Linked DNA regions of Homo sapiens: region 1 is linked to region 2. Evidence: read pairs that join two places in POLR2A ChIA-PET (ENCODE). Cell type or tissue: PC-9. All regions are shown on one strand. Links, peaks and the distances in the headings refer to the core of each region. The heading gives the core; the rest is flanking DNA.

Region 1 (6,198 bases), core at 359-5,358, 850 kb before region 2:
AAAAACAGAAAAGAAGAGGTGTGGGACTCTATCTAGCAGGGACCCTCTCCTGGCCCTTCTCATGTTTGGGGTGGACACACACTTGTGATGGCGTGCAAGTCACTCTTTCCTGCCCCACCACCTCTGTTTTAGACAACCAGTATCCATGACATGTTCCAGTTCTCTATCCAACCTTACGCCAAGGATGAGAGTGCTCTGCCCCTTGTGGGACATTCAGGGCTGTAAAGTGTGTCCCTTGGTCGGGAGAAGTGTGAGTGGGCAGTGCAAATTCGTGCACTGTCTCCCATCGCCACACTTTTATAGTACCTCAAGCGTCTGCTGCCAGGGAGGCAAAGCCCAGGTGAGAGTCAGTGGCTCGCCTTTCCCTGTCAGGGCCCATTGGTGGCCTCCTGGGGCTTCTATGTTTGGTTTGTCTTGCCAGCTCCATGCAAGGCCTTCCCTCATGGGACTCTGCTGCACAGCCATCGGCAGTCTCTGTTTCTCTGTCTGTTGGCAGAAAGAACAGCTCTTATGAACTGTGCCTAGGGGGTGCAAGAGGAATGTGTCTAGGTTCATCTGCAGCCCCAATGTCCACTCATTTCGTGGACCCAGGGTGCCACCCCAAGCGAGCACACTGGGACGCCTACTTGCCATCCCAATCACTTCTTGATCCTGGAAGGGGGTTCCTTTGATGGGCATCAACATGTCCCACTTTAATGCACCCCTCAGATTCCCAGGGTGATTCTGCAGGGCTGTGCTCCACACGGGTATCCCTTTAATAGGCCAGGTTTCCGCTGCCCTCCTGCCTGACCATAGGGTCTGACAAGGTCACCCATGAATCAGTAAAAACACAAACACACAACTGAACAGCACGCAGTCCCTCCCACCGAGCTGATTCATTTTCACCTTCTTCCATTGGAGGGCTGGCCTTCCAAACTGTGCTGTCCGCATACCTTGGAACCATCATCTGTACACACTGGCCAGTCAAGAGCTCTCACAGAGCATCAGCCAAGTGACAGTAGGATCTGGCAGCCCCTCGGGTGGTTCTAAAGTTGGCCCTAGGGGAAAGCCTGTCTGCTCATGACTACGCCAAGTACCCCTTTGCATCCCCAGGCAGCACATTCCTGCACAAACCATTTCCATTTTATTAAGAAACTCTGGGGCCGGGTGTGGTGGTTCACGCCTGTAACCAAGTCGGGTAGATCGCCTGAGCTCAGGAGTTTGAGACCAGCCCAGGCAACATGGCAAAAACCCATTTCTACAAAAAATCCAAAAATTAGCCAGGTATGGTGGCGCACGCTGTAGTCCCAGGTACTCAGGAGGCTGAGGTGGGAGGATGGCCTGAGTCCAAGAGGCGGAGGTTGCAGTGAGCTGAGATGGCACCACTGCACTCCAGCCTGGGTGACAGAGCTGGACCTTGTCTCACAAAAAAAAAAAAAAAAAAAAGGAAATTCTGGGTGTTGCCCTCCCCATTAGGGTGTTTCTTTGACATCGTCCAGAACATTATGTGTATTTCAGATTTTTAGATTATTTTATAGCCTTCAATCATAAGAGTGGCCTCAGTCAAAATGCAATCATTGTCTCTCCAATGAAAATTTTCTAGTCCCAAATCCCAGTGGTCACCCCTGGGTGGCACTAACAGGCTTTTGCCGTACAGCCTGGTCTGTGTAAGGACTCCAGGGCTTTTGGGGGTAGTTTTATGGGAAGGAGTTGCAATATTCCTGGACGTGGAGTGTGTACCCTCCAAAGTCTGAATCAGCTGACCAGATGCTGGTCTTCAATCACTATTGCCAGAAGGGCAGGTTTACCTGCCTTCTATTTTACAGCAATTGGTGGGAGAAGCATTCCCCAGCCAGACCATCTCTATCCCCAGCATATGCTCCGATAAAGCAGGTGCAGGCACTTCACAGAGAATTTGTTCCAACATTCCAGTTTTCACCTAAGTATCCACCTTAATTCCGTCAACCATCACATTTCTAAATCCTCCCCATTGAACGAGAGCCTCCATTCGGGCTTCGCTGACAGGTTTGGAATCACAGAGCAGAGGCTCCCACAGACGGAGTCTGTTCTCCTCCCCCGGCCATTTCACTCACCCGTGTGTGTATGGCTTTGGGTCCCCAGCTAGGGGGTGGGCCGAGAGACTCAGGCCTTCTCCTGGTTAGATTGTGAGACCACTGCCTCAGGCAACTTGAGATCAGAATTCTCACTGTCATTTTAGGCCTCCCAGGTTTTAAAAATCTTCCGAACTAGAATGAATAAAGCAGATTTTTTAGGGCCTTTTCACATTGGGCGGCCGGCAGGGTCCATCCAGCTTCTGTGAGTGCTGCATTGAGACCGTTGTTTCGTCCTCATCAATATCCACTTTATTCATCTTATTTCTTAACACCTGTTTAAAAGCTTCCACCCTGCTGGGATGAGTCCCTTGACTCTCTCCTTGGTCCTACCCCTTTGTTTTGTCCATGCTCTTATGAAAACCTTTACTATCTGTTGTCTCGGCACACTTTTCCCTTTGGAGGAGGCTCTGAGGCCAGTAGCTACACCTTGGGTCAACTGACTGTACCCTGGCCCAGCATCGGAATCTACCCCACACATTCCTTGGGTAGGGCTTCAGGCTAGAGGCTGTGGTCCAGGCTGACCAGAATCTTGGCTCAGCACCAGGGTCCCTTCCTACACTCACTTACCTTTTAACCACTGCAGATAACAATAACCAAGGGATTTCACATTTTCCTTTTTTGTTGTTTCTTTGCATTTCCTTATATTCTAGTGAGCCAACTGCTTAGGAGTTGGATCCCTCATTTCTAAATTCCATTGATAACTTTTACCTTACAAAAAATTGATTGTATTGGTTCTACCTGCAAGTGTACTTGAAAAAAAAAAAAAGACAAAAAATGGATTGCAGCACAGCCACCACCAGGAATGAAAGTTTCCTCAGCTCCTACCCTTTTACTCTTCCCAAACCACATGTTCCAGTGAGTCAGGGTTGGTCTAGAAAGTCCCAACTCTGACACCAACTGTAAGGAGTTCAGCAAATGATAGAGTTTAAGGAAGGAGTCCCCACCAGGCTGCTCTTACTTCAGGCACCAGCCGAGAATGGGGTTTCCAGGATCACCGTCCCTTCAGATCAATTGGTGACATAGTCAGAGGTCCCTGTAACCACCCTAAGATACAATCATTCACTAGAATGACTCAAAGAAAAGTATAGCACTCAGGAAAGTGCTATACTTATTACAATTTTATTATAGTGAAAGCATACACATCCAAGCCAGCCAAGGGGAGAGACACAGAGGGCAAAGTCCAGGAAGGGTCCAAACATGGAGTTTCTGGTTGTCTCAGATGGTGTGACCTCCTCCCAGACATGATGTATGATAATACACAAAGAGGATAAACAACCAAGGAAGTTTATCTGAGCCTTTGGTATCCAGAGTTTTTACTGGAGCTCATTGGTGGTTGGGGCACAGATATTCCCCAGCACAAGGTGGCAGCACGATTGCTAAAGATGGCACCAGTGGTGGCCCGGGAACACTCACAGGGAATGCTGGTAGAGGGAATGCTGTGGCTGGGAATGCTGATGCAGGCATTGGAAAAATTTGAGGGAATGATGGCTACAAAGACCAGAGGAATTGGACTGCTGAGTTATACTGCCCTGCAGAGGGATGAGAGAGTCTGAGCTGTGAGTTGGAGGTTGGTGGCCAAGCGGGAGGCAGAAAGCCTATGGCAGCTCACAAAGCGGCACCTGTCTCCTGAAGGGGAAGGGCAGGCAGAGCTGAGTGGCAGGCCGAAGACCTGATTGTGAATTTTCTGTTGAACATAATAAAAAAAAAGTCCAGCTGGATGCAGTGAAAAGCAGGGAAGGGCATGCCAGCCCAAGGGAACAGCACGTGCAAAGCTTCTGAAGCGGAGAAGCCTGATCTGCCTGGAAGGACTGGATGAGGGATGAGGGTGGAGGGGGTGGGGTGAGGCAGGGTCAGCAAGGCACCACGAGCCTCCACCAGGGCTCTGAGCAAATCCCCAGAGCACTGGGAGCAGCTGAAGCACGGGGCAGTGATGACAGCCTTGGAACTGCATTTCCCCATACCCCTCTGGCTGTAGGCTGGAGAATGGATTATAAGGGAGGCCCTGCTGGAGCTGATCCCTCTGGGGATATTGGGATGCTATGGTGTGGGGTCCTGGGATGCCAGTCTTATCATTTGGGCTGTATCTCATGCCTGGGCCCCTCTCTTATCTCAGGGACAAGACAGTGACTCACCCATCTCAGACTGGACAAGCCTGGCGGACCCATCTCAGCTAGAGCAGCGACATTCACACCCATGTTCATGATCTCCACCCTCCCGCATGTGCGCTGCTCTCCCGGCCCTGAGGAGGGGTGTGTGGAATGGAACACAGGTCCCCAGACCCCAGACACACTCATATGTGTTAGTCCCACACGGTCAGGGCAGCACCCAGCCCACCTGCTGGCCTCCCCTGCCAGGGCCTTCCTGCTGCCTGTGGGGCCCACACCTGGGTCAGCCTGCCTGTCCTCTCTGGGCATGGCCAGCCTGGGACCAGCTAGAGATGGGCACACCATGATGGGCAGGTCTGTGCAGCTGCCCCACCATCAGGGCATGCAGAGGGCATGTGGGGAGTGCCTGGGGCCCCTGGCCTTCCTGTTGGGTTAGTTTTGGAGAGCTAGGGGGTGAAGGCTGGCACTCACCCACACCATTGTCCCTGGGGGCTGTGTCAATATCCCCATCCCTGCCCCGCCGGCCTCCATCCTAACACCTTCATTGTGTATCTCTGTGCTGAAAATTGGTTTAGAAAATGGGTACTGTGGTGCGGTGGGCATGTATTTTTTAAAATAAAGTTTTAGTCTTAGAATAGTTTTTGATTTCTAGAAAAGGTGCAAAGATAATTCTGAGTAGTCCCCCACCTAATTCCGTTTACTGTTAACACCTTACATTACTATATGTGCACAGTGAGATATGTGTCAATCAATATTGATACATTCTTAACTAAAGTCCATACTTTATTTAGCTTTCCTTTGCTTTTATTTAATGTCCTTTTTCTGTCCCAGGACCTCCTCTGGGATACACATTACGGTTTCTTAGACTAGCTCTGGGATTTTGTTTTTGTTTTGAGATGGGGGGGGGTCTCTCTGTGTTGCCCAGGCTGGTCTTGAACTCCTGGTCTCAAGTAATCTTCTCACTTTAGCCTCCCAAAGTGCTGGGACTACAGGTACACGCCGCCATGCCTGGCTCTTGCCTTGGTTTTGACGATTTTGACAGTTGAGGAGGACTGGCCCGATACATCGTAGGATGCCCGCTACTGGGGTTTGTCTGACACTTTTCTCATGATTAGACTGGGATTGTGGGTCTGGGGAGGAAGATCACAGAGGTAAAGTGCCCTGATCAGCACATCCAATGGAGGGCAGCTGCTGTCAACATGAGGCATCCCTTGTGATGCTGGCGTTGCCCATCTGGCTGAGGTCGTGCTGATTGGGTCTCTCCACTGTGAAGTTTCTCTTCCTCCCCACTCGCTGCAGTGCACTCTTTGGTGCACATATTTGCAGTTGCTTTGCAGCCTGGTGTTACGGATGCCACTCGGCTCCCTGATTGTGTAGTCAGCAGTGTTAAGTGTTCCTTCCTGTTGGCGCACATCTTGTCTGTTGCTGGTGCCTGCTACGGAGTCCTCCGAGGGGCACCCCACACTTTCCCTGGGATCACGTGTCCAGGCTGCTCCCAGGTACGCACCCCACAGACTCTGCTGCAGAGAAGGGGGCCCATTTGTGGACTTCCCTGGACATGCAACCAAGGAGCGAACTGCTGATCATGGGTGTCTGTACTCCAGTTTTGACCCCATTTTTTCAGGCTGCCCTCCAGAAAGCCTGTGCGTCCCCATCAATCATCCCACTTCCTGAGATGTGCCAAGTGGAGGGGCGTGCCGCGCTTGCTTGCCGGCTGTTCTGCACACGGGCGCTAAGGGTTCTGCTTTCTCTGAGTCACTGAGCTACACCCAAAACCAGCATCCCATCCTGTGGGCTGTAGGCTCAAGTGGGTCATTGCTTGGCTTGGGCACAATATTTAGAAAAGTTTTGAGCCAACATGTCAACACTGAGGAATTTCACGTGCCCTTTTAGGTTTTGGGCTGCTCTGGAAACCCCAAACTGCTTCTTTCTTATGGTTCCCAAGGTAAATCTGTTCTTCTCAACGTTTTTCATTTGGAAGACCCCGTTGCCCCACAGCA
Region 2 (6,198 bases), core at 747-5,746:
AGAGCACAGCATGGCCCCTCCAGCCCACTTCAGGGCACTCTTGTATCACCCGGGTACCGCCACACTGGTCCCCCACCCAGCCAGCATCTCCCAGCACAGCCCCTCTCCCTGGGGAAATGCTCTGGGTAGCCAGTCTAAAGGCAGAGGCACCTAACTGCTCCCCGCAGCCCACCCCACCCAAGATTCAGACACAAGCCAGGAAAGGACCCAAGAGAAAATCCTTCAAGGTGGCCTGAGGTCCCATCCCTCCCTCAGACCCATGTGGTCCCAGGCCAGGCTGCCTGGGACACGGTAAATACCACTGTGTGCAAAAATCGAAGTACAAAACCACAAGACTAAACAAAACAAACCCAGAGAGCCAAACTTGTAGAGGTGGGCAGTCCAGAAAGCAGGGGGCAGCCCTCCCCCTTTCCTTCTCTCCCTGATCCTCAGAATATATATTGTTGTAATAGGAAGCATTTTTGCATTGTTCTCTTGTGGGTGTCACTACAGACATGTTCTGGCGTGTTCTCCGAGGGATGGAGCATCCTGTTATATATTTGACTTCAAATTGAGATGTTGGCTTCATTTTTTTTTTTTACCCAATTAATCTCCCAATCCCTAGCAACTGTGACTCTGTATTTAGCACAAGAGAAAGCTGAGAATGTGGGTCTTGCCTCCTTCCAGAAATATGTCTGGCTCATCAGGACATTTTTTTAAAACTTCAAAATATTTTTAAGATATTTTAAACTTTTATAAAAAAAAAATCAACCAACAAGAGACTTTTCTGAGGAGGAACATTTGTATTTGAACAAGATCCTTGGTGTGTAGTTCAGTCTTGCAGTATACAAGCTTTTGTGTATAAATGTTTTATGATATGATTCCCTGTATTTTGCAGGGGTTTTTTTCTCTTTTGCTTTTTAGATAAATATGTATATCAATATTTTAAATTCATCTTTGCTTTTTTTAGAGGAGTTTGTAATCACCTTATAACATGAAAATAAACATTTCCTTTTTAACATCCAACATGTGTGGGTTGTGTTCTGGTGAGGTATTTCCCCCTCAACGTTTGCCAAACGCTTTACATTTTATAAAGGGCTTCCCGTCCAATCCCAGGACGCTCCTCAAAGGTAGGTATTTTCCCAGGTTAGAGGTTCCCACATGGAGGCTCACAGAGGAAGCAGCTTGCTCACTCAGGGGTACACAGCAAGTCCATGAAAGAACCTGGATTCGCACCCGGGCCCATGAGCTCTTGGCTCTACTGGCTCTACTGATTCTACCTGCTACATGCCCAGCCCTGTACAGCTGGGAGATCTGGCAGCAGTCACCTGAGCCTCAGTTTCCCCATCTGGAATAAACCATTGTCCCCATCAAGGCCACCAGGATGATTGGAGGTGATGCTCTTGGCCTTAGGTGCTCACCTGCTGCGGCTTTCAGTCCCTCCTCTTTAGCCTTGGGCTGACCTGCCAGAAGGGCAGAAAGCGGGTGGCGGAGTGGGGGAAAGGGTAGAGGGGGAGCAAACCTGATTGCCCTTCTCCCACTCCCCCACCGTCAGGTGCAGGCGCTCATTAATACCCAGTTAGGGGCTCTCTGGGGTCACAACAGGTCCATGTTTGGGGCAGCCTTCCTGCCAACAGCGCCCCCCACCCTTTGGGATGGACAAACTCGGGAGTCAGTTGAGCCCTTTGCCCAACTAACCAGACAAAATTCTCAGTAACTCATTTATAGACAATGTTAGAATAGAAGACCACCCTACCCCCATTTTCTGGCTCTTTCTGACAGCCTATGCCTACCTGCCTGCCTCTCTCTATGTGTACTGGGCCATGTGGCTTGTGTTCAAGCCCTGGTTCCATCCCTTACTACCTGTGTGGACTTGGGCAAATTACGTAACCTCTCTGTGCCTGTTTCCTCATCTGTAATGATGGGACAGGAATAGAGCCCACCTCCAAAGGCTATTGGGAGGATCCAGCAAGCTCTTGCAAAGCGCTTAGAGCAAGGCCTGCTGCCTCCCTTGGCCTTCCCCCTGCCTACACCACTCCCAAGACAGAGTACTCGCTTCCTGGAAAGAAGCTCTTCCTCTGCTCACAGAACTGTGGCCTCCCCAGTGGGGCCTGGCCCTGGCCTCTGGGTCCCAGACCCTGTAGCTCACCTGCCCTAGACACTCTCTGGACACTCCAGGGCAGCAGCCAGACCTGAGGCTGCCCTCCTGCCACTACCTTCCCAACCTGGGCTAAAGAGACTCCATATGCAGGCACCACTGCCTGCCTCTGGCTTTCTGCTGCGCAGAGAATCAAATTTGCTCCCCCTACCCAAGCCTTCACGACTGATTCCTGCTACCTCCAACCTAGTCTCCAGCCCCATTCCCCTCCCAGGCCTTCTTTCTCTTCCTTGAGACCGTCAAACTCGTTCCTATCTCAGGGCCTTTGCACTAGCTGTGCCCGCTGCCTGAGACACTCTTCCTCCAGGTCTCCATGGAGGCTGGCTCCTGTCTTCAGGTCTCATTGCAAATGTCGCCTCTTGAGAGAAACCCCTCCTAATATTGTGAGCTAAAGCCCCTCACCCTGGTCCCTCTATCCCGTTACTCCCTTGTTTTCTTTGTTGCACTTGATGCCTTTTGAAATAATTATTTATTTGCTTACTTGTTGATTGTCTGCCTGCCACCAGAATGTGCAGACATGACCTAAATCTGTCTGATTCATGTTGCCCAGGGGCTGGATGATGGAAGCAAATGGCAAACTTTTTGAATTAATGAATCATCAAAAGCAGGTGAGATGTCACCAGACCCATACAGAAGCTGACTCTTGCCAATCCATGATTTTTTTAAAAAGCAAACTTCTACTCTAGGTGGATTTAAATAATTTTATTTTAAAAAATCATCCCCATGGCACCTACCCCCAAGCCACTGCAACCCCTGGTGGGACAAAGACTTAGACGAGGGCCCCAAACAGACCATAAGCGGCCTTTGCAATACAGCCCCTTGTGCTTCCCGAGAGCCCTAAGAAAACCCGATGTAGAAAAATACTTTACAAGGAATGTGTTCTAATCTCAGCCAGAGAAAAATACAGCTTTGGGGGAGAGGGCAGGTGGAAGGGGACATGTCACAGGGGCTGTTCCCAAAATGCATAGGCAGGCAGGGCGCTCACTGGGGAAAGGTGTCAGGAAATTTCAAGTCGGGGATGAACCATCCCCATGAGAAGCCAGAAGAAATATTGCATATGAGGAGGCCGGCATGGCTGGGAGGCCCACCGCGGGCCTGATTGCATACTTTTGGGAGAATGGCAGAGGCCTCAGCCCGAGGAGGGAGGGGGGTATTAGTTAGAGTCGGGTGCATCTTCCCTCGCCTGGAGTCCTGGAGTCAATGCAGTTTTCCCAAGCCGAGAGGCCCTGAGAGTGTGTCCTGTCCAGCCCTGTTGCTTAGCAGAGGTCCAGAGAGGCTGAGCCACCTGTCCAAGGTCACACAGCTATGGCTGCTTGCATCCAGAAGCCACACCTCTGCTGTGCTGTCCCTCACCCTCAAAAGTGAGGGCTCTTGGCTTTCACTTGGTGCCCTGTGACAGGTAGACAGTGCCCTTTCACTCTGGGCTGAGTACACGGGAATCCAAGATAGCAGAGGCGCTGAGCACCCCAGGCACAAGCATGCAGGGCCCTCAGGGAGGGCACCAAGGGGCAGAGCCCAGCGAAGTGGAGGGGAGGGGTAAGGGAGGCAGGCCTCCAGGAGACAGCGTGGGCAGGTCCCCAAGGGGGCCTTGGTGGGTCGGCAGAGATGGTTCCGGCCCTGACCAGGAGGCCTGTGTCTGCTCAGACTGTCCACCCGTGATCGTCCAGAGGGGCTGGGGGTCCAACCCAGACAGGGTCACACAGCAAACAGGTAACAGACCCAGGGTGAAAAGAACAGACCTCTTGACTCCTCATCTGTTCCCTCAAATGGAAGAGCACTTTTCTGGCCTCCAGGGACCCCAGGTTGGAGACAGATGGAGGTGGGAGTGGGTGCCCCGTTTTCCTGAGACCCCTGTGAGAACTGGGCCAGGCAAAGCACATCCCCAGCCCTGGCTACACCTGCCCGCCCACTCCATCCCAGGCACCACTCACTAGACCACCAGGGGAGGCCCACACCCTTCTCAAAATGAAGAGGGTCTCTGATTTGTGGACACTGAGGACAATGATTTTAAGGGATGCTGGTGCTTCCAGATTTCAAGTGGGAATAGACTTCTTTGAATAAGCACTTTGGACACCCTCCACTGGGCAAGAGTGTCCCATCTTTTTCTCTGGCCCATTTCTCTCCCATCTCCCTCCCTCTTTCTCCTCTTCCTCCACTGATCTGGCTGTAAAGAGGAGCGCTACCGCCTCACAGGTCCTGCGTCCATCGCTTTTCAATTTTCACTGGATGGCAGGTGAATGGAAGCTCCAGGGTCTTTTGCCCCAAAATGACCCCTCCCACATGGAGGGGCTTGGGCTGAGCGGACGTGCAGATGGGTCAGTGGCCACACGGCCTACAGAAGAAGCAGGAGGGCTGAGAGCCCAAGGCCCATAGAGCCTGCCCAATGGGCCCAGAACCACAGTCTCAAGTCCCAGAAGCTTCAGACTGAGATGCTGAAATCAAAGAATCACCCACTTTCAGAATCAAAGGGCCAGCACTTCCTGGGATCCCAGACGCCCCAACTTAAGAGTCTCATAAGTGGGGACCAGATTCTGGGAATCTCAGAATCTCAGGACTAGCAAGCCCCAAACCCCTATTCTGGAGAAGCGAAGGAGCTGGGCTCCCATCCGAAGCAGCATCCTTCCTGGTGGCCGAGTCTCTAGATGAAGTGGCTCCCCATCAGGAAGCCAACCCCCAAGCGCGTGTGCACGCATCATGGGAATGCCTCATACCCCAATGCATGACTGCGCTGGGGTATCCAGCTCCTGCCTGCTCACCTCCTGTGACCGAGAACTCACTCCTCCTTGCAGCTCATTCCAGCTCCATGGCTTTGCTGGGAGGAAGTGCTCCCTACATCTTCGACCTCTCCAAGGAGGCCCCACAGAGACCTGGGACAGCCCCCAGGCCTCTCTCCTCTCGGCTGAGCAGCCTGTGCCAACCCTTCTTAAGGGAGGCTCCTCTGGGCATCTTGGAGACCCAACTTGGCGAGAGACCCCAGCTGTCACTCCAACTAGGGCAGGACCTCCCTGCCTGGCACCCCAGTCACCACAGACCTGGGGAACAGAGACCAAGCATCATCCCAGGCTCAGAGTCTGCCAGACCAACAGATGAATGAGTGGGTGGCCGCTTCTCCAGCCCAGCTACGTGTCTGGGAGCCAGGATCTGCCTGGGTGGCCCCTTAGGAGTTCGGCCCACATGCTGACTTCAGAGCATCCGGGGACTGCTGGGGCCTGGCGATCGGGGGGCCCGGCTGCTGTGTGCCGTGTGCGGCTTGCGGCTGATGATCAGCTCCAAGACATCACCCGCCTCGGCCAGGAGTGGCACCGCCAGGCAGCAGTCGAAGTCCCGTGTACGGACGTGGTTGACCTGCATGGGGCACAAGCAAGGGAACAGAACCGAGATGTCAGCCCTGCTGCGCTGAAGGGAGCAAGAGGCATGTGATGTCCTAAAGATGGGTCCTGCCCCAGCCTTGACGCAAGCCCTGACATCACCAGCACCACACACAGAGGAACATTCTTCCTCTAACTCTCTCTCAGTCCTTCTGTTAGGTTTCATCAAAGAGAAAGTTCTAGGAAGGGGCAGGTATACCTTTCATACCCCTCTAACTCTTGCTTTTCTCCCTTTCTCACATGAAAGAGCAGACCACACACTCAGAGAGCCTCCTGCCTAGAACTGTGTGATGTGACATTGTCTTCTTTCTATTTTATTTGCATTTTACACCCACTTTCTATTTCAAAGCAAGGGGTGCAAGATTTTCACTCCTAATGGAGACAAAAAGTTTCCTTTCAAAGTCAAATGTAAATTGAAAAAGTGCCATCAATTTAGAGAAAACATGAATTGAGTAAATTTCATATAAATATGGCAAAAAACACACTGAGGGAGCAAAAATAGCCAGGGCATGAGAAGGGGCGGCACGGAGTGCCCAGTACACGATGTCCCACGCTTCCCAGGCTCCCTCACAGTTAGTTAGGAAGGTCACATGAGGGGTTTGGTCCATCGGCTGTGAAGCAAGGTGATGAGTGTTGCTTCTGGGTGAAGGCGGAAAAAATCCACGTGTGACTTTCCAGTCTGTCTCCTCTGCT

What was found. ChIA-PET counts read pairs that join two places held together with the same protein. Peaks named below come from ENCODE experiments on the same cell type or tissue, not always from the same donor. Only the 100,000 strongest peaks of a DNase experiment are listed, where the experiment ranks them.
Region 1: POLR2A ChIA-PET joins it to region 2 with 5 read pairs; 2 of 35 experiments call an interaction of 5 or more read pairs at or near these places.

The regions. Positions count from the first base shown.
Region 1 is chr3:13,641,941-13,648,138 of GRCh38, forward strand. LOC100293612 (a long non-coding RNA gene) reads right to left here. Exons shown (of 2, transcript XR_110033.3): 2 at 5,173-6,198. Among named protein-coding and RNA genes, the nearest start is that of LINC00620, 5.7 kb to the right of the region's middle. In PC-9, for the core only: a CTCF peak has its summit at 1,751; no DNase peak of the experiment used is centred there.
Region 2 is chr3:14,488,345-14,494,542 of GRCh38, forward strand. It overlaps SLC6A6 (solute carrier family 6 member 6), which reads left to right. Exons shown (of 15, transcript NM_003043.6): 15 at 1-1,005. GRIP2 (glutamate receptor interacting protein 2) reads right to left here. Exons shown (of 24, transcript NM_001080423.4): 24 at 763-5,482. The coding sequence ends at 5,321. Among named protein-coding and RNA genes, the nearest start is that of GRIP2, 49 kb to the right of the region's middle. In PC-9, for the core only: no CTCF peak of the experiment used is centred there; a DNase peak (open chromatin) is centred at 2,687; H3K27ac peaks cover 1,485 bases.